Linked DNA regions of Mus musculus: regions 1 and 3 are each linked to region 2. The links are chromatin contacts, found by Hi-C in ENCODE. All regions are on one chromosome and are shown on one strand. Each heading gives the region's core, a stretch centred on a gene start or an enhancer-like site at or near the end of the contact. The rest is flanking DNA. Distances are from core to core; before and after follow the strand shown.

Region 1 (2,773 bases), core at 198-2,697, 2.1 Mb after region 2:
TAAAATGTGTTCTTAAAAACTGAGGGTCATGGTTCCAAGGCAGGAAAAGAGAGAGCAAGAAGGAACTATATAGAAAGATCATGGAAGATGAAAGGCATAGTTGTCATTGCAACTATTGTGGCAGGTTGGGAACTTTCCATTTTCACACACACACACACACACACACACACACACAGTTCTGATTGCAAGAGTTGGAGGTATTCCTGAGTTCCACTGATAACTGTGTTGCTTTCCCTGTTGCTATAATCCCAGCAAAGCCCAGTGGGGTCTTTAAATTGTCTTCACAAGATCTGCTGTTAGGTTGTTCCCAGTGACCAAAGTTATCATCGCGCTCTCATTTCATGTCCTGGCTTTGATCCCAATGGGAAATGCACCTTGCCAAGTGTTTACATGCCATGTCAGGAGCATAACTGGAAATGTCAAGAGGCTGATGGCTGATATCAGCCTTCAAAATTTTTCCCTGATTTCAGAAACAATGGAGTCACTTCTAAATAGATGTCTAAATAGACTCCCATAATCAGAAAGTGGTTAAGATAAATTGTTTAAATAAAACAGCAAATTAATTAATTTCAGATTTTATTCCCTACTCAAGTGGGTCTTTAATTGTGTGGATTAGATTATACTCCCATAGGTGAGCAGTCTCCGATATTGGGGATGGGGGGAGGGGAGGAAAAAGCAGAGGGCAGAGAAAGATCTGTGACAGTAAAAGATAACTAAGGAAAGCCGCTGGTATTAACTCTGCAAAAACCCTCTTAGAGTATGTAGGTGGGCCATACCCACCAAGGCCCAACTGAGAGTTATTAATATACAGGAATAAAGTTAGACAACGAATTACAGGTCTTTTGTAGAGAGGAGAGTAAGAGACATACTCTTTGGCCAAATTTAATACTAGGCCTACAACTCACACCATTGGATAGATCCCTAAGAACACACCTGGCTCTGAAACTTTTCTCTCTTTAGACTCTACCTCCCTGGCCCTTGTGAAAAACAGGACTCACTCACTTCAGAGAGGTGAGACTCCTGTGTTAATGGATGCGACTACATATAATGAACAGAAACCTGTCACACATCACAGCAAATCAGAACGTCAAAAGAACACCCCCCCCCCCCCCCCCCCCGTACAGAGACTGGAGTGGAGGTAGAGGTTCCTTATGGCAGGAAGTGCCAGCAACCAGGGATGGGAGGCACGCAGCAAGCAGAAGTCACTCTCTTTCTTTACTTGAAAACCTGTCTGTTAAATCTCCACTCAAGACCCTACAGTGTAGTAAGGCAAAGCAAGGAGCCCGGAAGCTTTTCTGAGCTTGTAACCTGTGCGCAACCAGGGAAAAGGCAGCAGCACGGCGCCCCACGGCTGCCAAGGCTGGGACTGAGCCCCAGACGTAGAAAACTGCGCCTGCGTGCTGCAGAAAGCGGAGTTCCCGAGTGCGCAGGCGCGTTGCCTCACACCCCACCCCCGCCTTCAGCCACGCCCACAAAGCGCCACTCTTTTCTCTCCGCCCCTTTCACGTCGCGCGTGCAGTACAGCTACCGGCCCAGCGCAGGCGCACTGGGGCCGGGTTCCCGGGGTGGAGCGGGGCGGGGCGGGGCCGGGTGGGGCGGGGCGGGGCCGGTCCGAGCCTCACCTCCGCAGTACTCCGCCCAGGAGCGACGCGTTAAGACACTCGGGCGGTGAGAGGCGCCGCTGTACTTCCGCCACCGTGACCTTGTACTTCGAGGTGGAGCTGAGGAGCGACAGGCGACCCGGAACTGAACAGAAGACTTCGTTGGGGTTTACCACGCCACCGAAGAGGTTGTCCTTGTTAATAGGGATGGCGGAGACAGCATTGCTGTTGGACTTGGACAGGGACACGGGGCCTGCGAAGACAGATGCGGGCGCGTGTGGGGGGCGGACCGACCGAGCGCTGCTCAGCTCAGGAATCCCGAGGCGGCATCCTGCCCTGACCCTTGCAGCAAGCTGTCTAGAGATGGCTGATGCTGTCGCGACCCCCTAGGCTCTCAAAGGGCTCCGAAGTGATGCAGGAGCTTGGGTTTAGGGAGGCAACGAATGGGTTTTATGTGTAAACCCGAGACAGGGTTGGTGTAGTGGGGGTTTTGCTGGCGAAAGGCTCAGTGCCAAAAGAAATTGCTGTTAAAACCAGCAGACAGTTTCGATTGCTGCAGCAGCCAGTAAATGAACATTTCAGTAAGCTAGCAAGTGGTGGATTCTGTTATCACACACTACACGTCCGTCCTTTCATCAATAGACCCTTATGTTCCATTTAAAAGACACTCGGGCTTTGGAGATCATTCCAAGCCCGTGAACAGGACTCAAGAATAGGCCTACAGTTGAACATTAGGAATGCATCCTTTTGTTGAGCAAATACTAAATGAACCCTGTCTGTCTAAGCCCCTTCAAAGGGATGGGGGTTAGGATATATAATCAGTTAAAACCATAAGCTCTTCATTGTTGGATCTACCATTGTTAGAAAACAAATTCAAGACCATCAGAACAAGGGGTTCATTTCTTAACACATGAAATTCAGATGCACCTACAACCGTTTAAGTTCAATGCGTTTGTATCTTAAAATTCCACACAGAGACATATAATAATATGCACAGTCTCATCATAGCACCTCTCATGTTTTTGTTTTGTTTTGCCTTTAAATAGGGATATTCTACTTGTATGGGGAGGTGAGGGCCTCTAGGTTTTGGATAGATCACTTGTGACATTAATAGCTCTGGGGAGGCTAATAGAGACAATAGGAGTTAAACGAACTCGGGAGAGATTACTAAT
Region 2 (2,877 bases), core at 202-2,701:
GTTTCCTCATGTACTGATGTACCATAATCTAATGGACCTTGCTCCTACAGTTGGATCCTTAGACTGTTCCTTGTCATTATTATTGGGAATCTCGCTGAGCACATCGTAACTGCTGGTGTACTGTGGTTAGTTTTCAACTAAGGAAACACGGTGATTTCATCTCTAGTCTTTGGTCTGTACTCACAGAAAACCAGAAACTTTCAACTGGGACTCACTGTGAAACGTTTCCATTACACAAGGCACTAAAACCCAACTCTGAACTTCAAACTGAACTTGGTCTAAGACTGAACTTGGGTTTATTCTGTATTGCACTACTCTGTTTTGGGTGGCTTACTGGACCCAAACTTACATAGTAATTCACTGGTTTTCTACATCCTTCCAAGTCTAATCTCTTGAACACCAGCTTCTCACTGAAGCTTAAATCCCACCTCCTCTGTGGCACTGTGCCACTGTCCTCAATGTATTCCTCCCCTGTCGCTTGTCCTATTGGGCCCTTAATTGCTGGTGACTGTCCCTCATGCCTTGAAAGCAAGACTGTCTCTCATGTCTCGGCAAAGCCAAAAAAGAGGGTGTGCAAAGGAAACTGGGCTGAGGACAGAGCACATCACCTCTGGGGAGGATGGCCTTCGCAGCCTACGGCAGGCAAGTCATTTAACCTTTCCAGGTGCCACATTAAGTTACTGTGAACCCCACAATACCGCTACGATTTAGACATTAAAGGAAAAAACAAAACAAAACAAAACCTTTGGGCCCAAACAGGAACAAGCCATCTAGATCTGGAATCCCGTTCAAGGCACACTCTATGGTTTCCCACTACCATTCTTCCTCTAGTACCATCTTTCTACGGCAAATGATGAGTTACAAAGGACTCACTTTCTACACCCTAAGAAATCAGGATTCTTCTATCTCACCAAGCATTCCACTGCCCCACACCCGGAATCTTCCTCAATTCTCTGCACAATGCACATCCAAGCGGGTGTGTCGCCAGAATGAGCAGGGTCCTATTCCGTGTTCCCTCCGCCAGGCGGCTTCCAGGAATCTGTACCGCTCGCCCGGCCAGCCGCTGGAAAGGCGGTCGCTGAATGAAAGGACCAGGCACGGCTAACGGCCGCCTACAGGGATCTGAACCCCTGACTCTGCCCAGGCCTCCGCGAACTGGCTTTCTGCTCCCCGAGGGGAGGACGGTGACATTTGCCTGGAGGTCCAGACCGAGCCACGCGGCCCGCCCCGCACGCACGTGGGGAGCGGAGTCCATTCCGATGCCCCGGCCGGGTCGCGTAGGCTCCGGGTCACCCCGCCGCCCTGCTGCTTTCCTACCGCTGCGCCTCACCTGCCGCTCGCCCTGAGCACTGTACTTATTCCCCGGCTTCAGTCCCAGACTCTTCTCCAGCAGCCTCAACTCCGCGGCCGCCGCCATCTTCTGGCCCAGCTCCTAGGGAGGCGGGGCCTGCACAGCTAGGACCTTGATTGAGCAGGAAGTCCGGCCCCACAGATGTCTCCCACGATTGGCTGGGAGGACGGCAAGCGCGCCTGCGCGAAAGGGGCGGAGTCAGCTCAAGGCAGGGGGCGGTTCGTAATTAAGGGCGGGGCCAACCACATTCGGAGTCCGGTGGATTGCTCACAGTAGGCAGAGGAGAGCACGGAGTGTAGACAGTTTCACAGAAGAATGTATCCGAATCTTAGTTTTGTTTTCTGAGACAGGGTTTCTCTGTATAGCCCTGACTAACCTGGAACTCACTCTGTAGACCAGGCTAGCCTCGAACTCAGAAATTCGCCTGCCTCTGCCTCCCAAATGCTGGGATTAAAGGCATGCACCACCACTGCCTGGCTGAATGTATCCGAATCTTAAAGATTGAATCATTCATTACAATGCTTATAAAACTATTGTAGATCAGAAGAATAATTTAGATTATTTGTTTTATAAATATAAAGCATTGATTCCCAAACTCGTCAAATAGTTCTCCAAATAAGAAAATTATAGAACAATCTTAAATTAAAATAAGGATAAGGGCCAGTGACCTAGCAAGGGAACTTGAGATCTGTGGTTGTTTGAACGAAAATAAGCCCCCAACCGGGCGTGGTGGTGCACGCCTTTAATCCCAGCACTCGGGAGGCAGAGGCAGGGGCAGGCAGATTTCTGAGTTCGAGGCCAGCCTGGTCTACAAAGTGAGTTCCAGGACAGCCAGGGATACACAGAGAATCCCTGTCTCGAACCCCTCCTCTCCCCCCCCCCCAAAAGAAAGAAAATGAGCCTCCATATGCTCACCGGGAGTGTCACTATTGGCGTGACCTCGTTGGAGTAGGTGTGGCCTTGTTAGAGAAAATGTGGCAGTGGGGGTGGGCTTTGAGGTTTCAGATCCTAGTGGCATTCTTTTTTTTTTTTTTTCCTTGCCTCCTGCTGATCCAGATATAAAACTCTTGGCTCCTTCAGCATCATGTCTGCCTGCCTGGGGCCATGAGACTCACTGTAATGATAATGGACTAAATTTCTGAACCCGTAAGGCAGCCCTAACTAAATGTTTTTCTTTATAAAAGTTAATAGTAACTCATGGTGTCTCTTTACAACAATAGAAACTCTAACTGAGACAAGTTGAATCCTTATGTGGTGGTTTGAATAAAAATGGTGATTATAGGCAAATGAACAGTGACCAAGACAGAAGCTGGTACCAGGAACCAAGATGTTGCTGTGACAGGCTTGATTATTCTGTTTGTTGGGGTGTAGTCTCCCCTCCCCCAGCCTGAAACCTGCTTGTTCAGGGGTGGAGCTTCCTGCTCATTCGTTCTGCCACGCCCACTGCTAGAACCTGCGGAGGTGCACCTTTCTACTGGACCAGAGATTATTCGTCGGGAGTTGGGTCCCCTCCCCCTTCCTTTATA
Region 3 (2,700 bases), core at 59-2,558, 2.4 Mb after region 2:
ATTGCAACTTGGAGCCTTGACCTTTCCCTAGTGCCTACAGGAGTGAGTTGTATCTTCTACCTAGTCCTAGTTTATTTCCGGGATCCTTCTGTTGGCAGGCATCTAGGAATCTTGGTGCAGCCGGCCACTGTTATACCCACAGTGGCAAAGAGTTAACGGTCTCCTGAGAAGTGCACAGACAGAAGTGTATGAGGCTGGCATAACTAGGAATCCAGATAGCATGTGCCTGGAGCCTCAGTAACCCAGGAGGCTCCCGAGAGAGGATCACTTGAGCCCAGCAGTTCCAGGCCAGCCTGGGCAAAACAGAGTAGTTAAATAGTCCAAGATGCTGTATTTGCAGACACCAAAATTACGTGAGACGTTCAAGTATGATATACAGGAGACAAAACATTCACAGTCCATGACTAGGGCCATCACACGCAAGCCCCGGATTAAGTCCTTGACTACGTGTGTCCTCTACAGCAAGACCCTCAGTGCTCTTAAGGGCCAATACGTACAGTGCTTCTCTGATAGAGCGTGTGGGATTCAGTTCCGCACTACTATCTGCGCCAGGTTGCCGCCATCTTCATGAGGGTCAGCTGTGCCTGCTTGCAAAAGATGGTCCCAGCTGGGCTTGTTGACTGTTTGCCTGACTGTTCACCTTCATTTAGAAAAGGAGTGGAGAGGGTCGTGGGGCCCCTCACCTATATCCCGTTACCCCTTCCACCCAGTTTCATGCATTCTGACCTAGTTGCATGTGACTTGAGGAAGGGCTAGAGTTTATAGGTGGACAGGGACTAGGAAACGGGGCTCTGCACAGCCATAAGTAAGCCATCATTCTCGCTGGGTATAGGTTTTCCAGCATGACTTGTCCCTTCTGCCTGAAACTCCTCAGTCATGCTTTGTAAGGAACTTTAATAAACTCATTGGTTCCTCGGGGTGAACTTTGATTTGTAATTGAGACCTTCTGAGGAGTAAATACTTAGGCTCTCCCAGGGCAAAAATTTCTTAAAAATAGATTGGTTCACTGTTTAAATGTCTATACTTAAGATCTATACTGGGCACATGGCAGTACATAAACACTTTGAGTTGCTTTGACTTGTGGCTGATATGCCTCTTCTACCAGCCTGGTACCCTTTCCTGATGGCTTTTATTAATCCCATTATCCTTGTATCAAACTGGCTCACCCTCGGAGTACGGACCCCAAACTCAGCAGCCAAACCTGGTGCTCCTCCACCCCACTACTCCCAAGCCGGAACCAAGCCCCGCCCCATCACCCGAAGACCGCCTAGGATGATGCCCAGCCAATCACCTCAGGTTCCTCCCGGCTATCCAGGTCCCGCCCCTCCCGCTAGGACGCAGCGCACGCTGTGACGTCTGCACACCCGGCTCCTGACCTCGGCTTCTCGCTGTCTGCTCGCGCCCTCGTCCTACAGCACAGGCCTCCCGGCTCCGGCTCCGGCTCCAGTGTTGGTTGGGTGTGTTCTTACTTTGCCGACTCTATCACCAGGGGAATCGTTCCGTGCACACTCTGCTGAGCTCGCTTCCCCGGCCCGCTTCCCGCCTCTCTAAAATGTTCTCTAACTGCGGTTCCGGGAGTGGAAACCTAAACGCGCGTGCGCTGCTTCCGCGCCACGGAGGGCTTTTCCGTAAGAGAGCAGGAGTCACTTTGTAGGGTTGTAGCGCGTCTAAGTGCAGTTGCGACTAGGGTTCCGAGCATTTTCTGGTCCCTTGCTCCAGCCTAATAGGAGCCGAGGGTTGGGTGCAAGGGTTTCTAAAAGTTTGCAAACTGAGTATGGAGGACGTTGGAGAGAAAGCAGCATTTACCCTGCTTCTCGGAGACGCTAAGAAGAATGGAGGTACAGGCCATTTGTTTTCTGATTTAGCAATCAACTAACTGATGAGACAGTCAGCTGCTCCAGAGCTGCTCCGTGACTCCTGCTCGTTTCGGTGGGCCTGTGCTATAGTAGAGGCTGTGGTAAAAATATTTGGTGTCTCTACAACACTTAATATTCACAGAGGTGTTTTACTTGTTATCCAGTTACCTTCACTGGACAGCAGAGCTAGGGCGACTAGTGACTGTGTGTGTCCAGGCGGCAGTTGCAATCACACCCAGAGCTGTACCTTGAACTCATTTCTTCCTGATTGCTAGAGGTCAGCGTGTCTCTTGACTGCTCTGACCTCTCCTCCACAGGTGCAGGCCTGGTGTGGTCTCCAAAGCGACTGAACAATGCAGAAAGACAGTGGCCCATTGTAAGTGCCCTGTGCATCGGAGTAGAATCACTGGGAGCCTCTAAAACCAGAGCACATGACGGGAACCTCCAGCTTGGCACTGCCCACCAGGCAGCGTAGGTTGTGACATGATCCTTGAACTAGCGGCCTGGGACATGGACTTGAATCCAGTTCTGCCACTGGCTAGTTCTTTCACCGAGCCTGCCACCTGGCCTATCTTTCTTTCTGATTGGGCACTGGCAGAATTTGCTGGAAACGACAATCCTTTTGTCCCTGAGGATGATTTAAGCAATTACATTTACTTCTTTGTGTGGATGCATTCGTGCCATGTTGAGTTTGTAGGTGTCAGAGGACAATTTTCAGGAGTTGCGGGAGTTGATCTTCTGCTATGTGGACCATTGTAATGTAACCAAACTCAGGTTGCCAGCCTCCGGGAGCCGGGGGTGGGGGGCGCATCGCCACCAAGGCCAAGTTCCCGCAGGCCCCATC

What was found. Hi-C counts contacts between places; a loop is a spot of excess contacts on that map.
Region 1: a map of regulatory T cell shows a loop between it and region 2 (6-fold over the local background). The contact joins the enhancer-like site here to the promoter of Eef1e1 in region 2. A Hi-C loop is called at or near these places in 2 of 37 maps with a recorded cell type or tissue (T-helper 17 cell and regulatory T cell).
Region 3: a map of left cerebral cortex shows a loop between it and region 2 (2.8-fold over the local background). The contact joins the promoter of Tmem14c here to the promoter of Eef1e1 in region 2. A Hi-C loop is called at or near these places in 3 of 37 maps with a recorded cell type or tissue (T-helper 17 cell, left cerebral cortex and regulatory T cell).

What each region holds. Positions count from the first base shown.
Region 1 is chr13:40,721,469-40,724,241 of GRCm38, forward strand. Tfap2a (transcription factor AP-2, alpha) reads right to left here. Exons shown (of 7, transcript NM_011547.5): 4 at 1,623-1,854. Among named protein-coding and RNA genes, the nearest start is that of Gm26688, 5.0 kb to the right of the region's middle. Within about 2 kb of position 1,448, at least 1 of the 3 ENCODE cell types and tissues checked has a DNase peak (open chromatin) inside an H3K27ac peak, as active enhancers do.
Region 2 is chr13:38,657,577-38,660,453 of GRCm38, forward strand. It overlaps Eef1e1 (eukaryotic translation elongation factor 1 epsilon 1), which reads right to left and starts at 1,452. Exons shown (of 4, transcript NM_025380.2): 1 at 1,331-1,452. The coding sequence starts at 1,417.
Region 3 is chr13:41,014,942-41,017,641 of GRCm38, forward strand. Tmem14c (transmembrane protein 14C) reads left to right here and starts at 1,309. Exons shown (of 6, transcript NM_025387.3): 1 at 1,309-1,457; 2 at 2,174-2,232. The coding sequence starts at 2,210.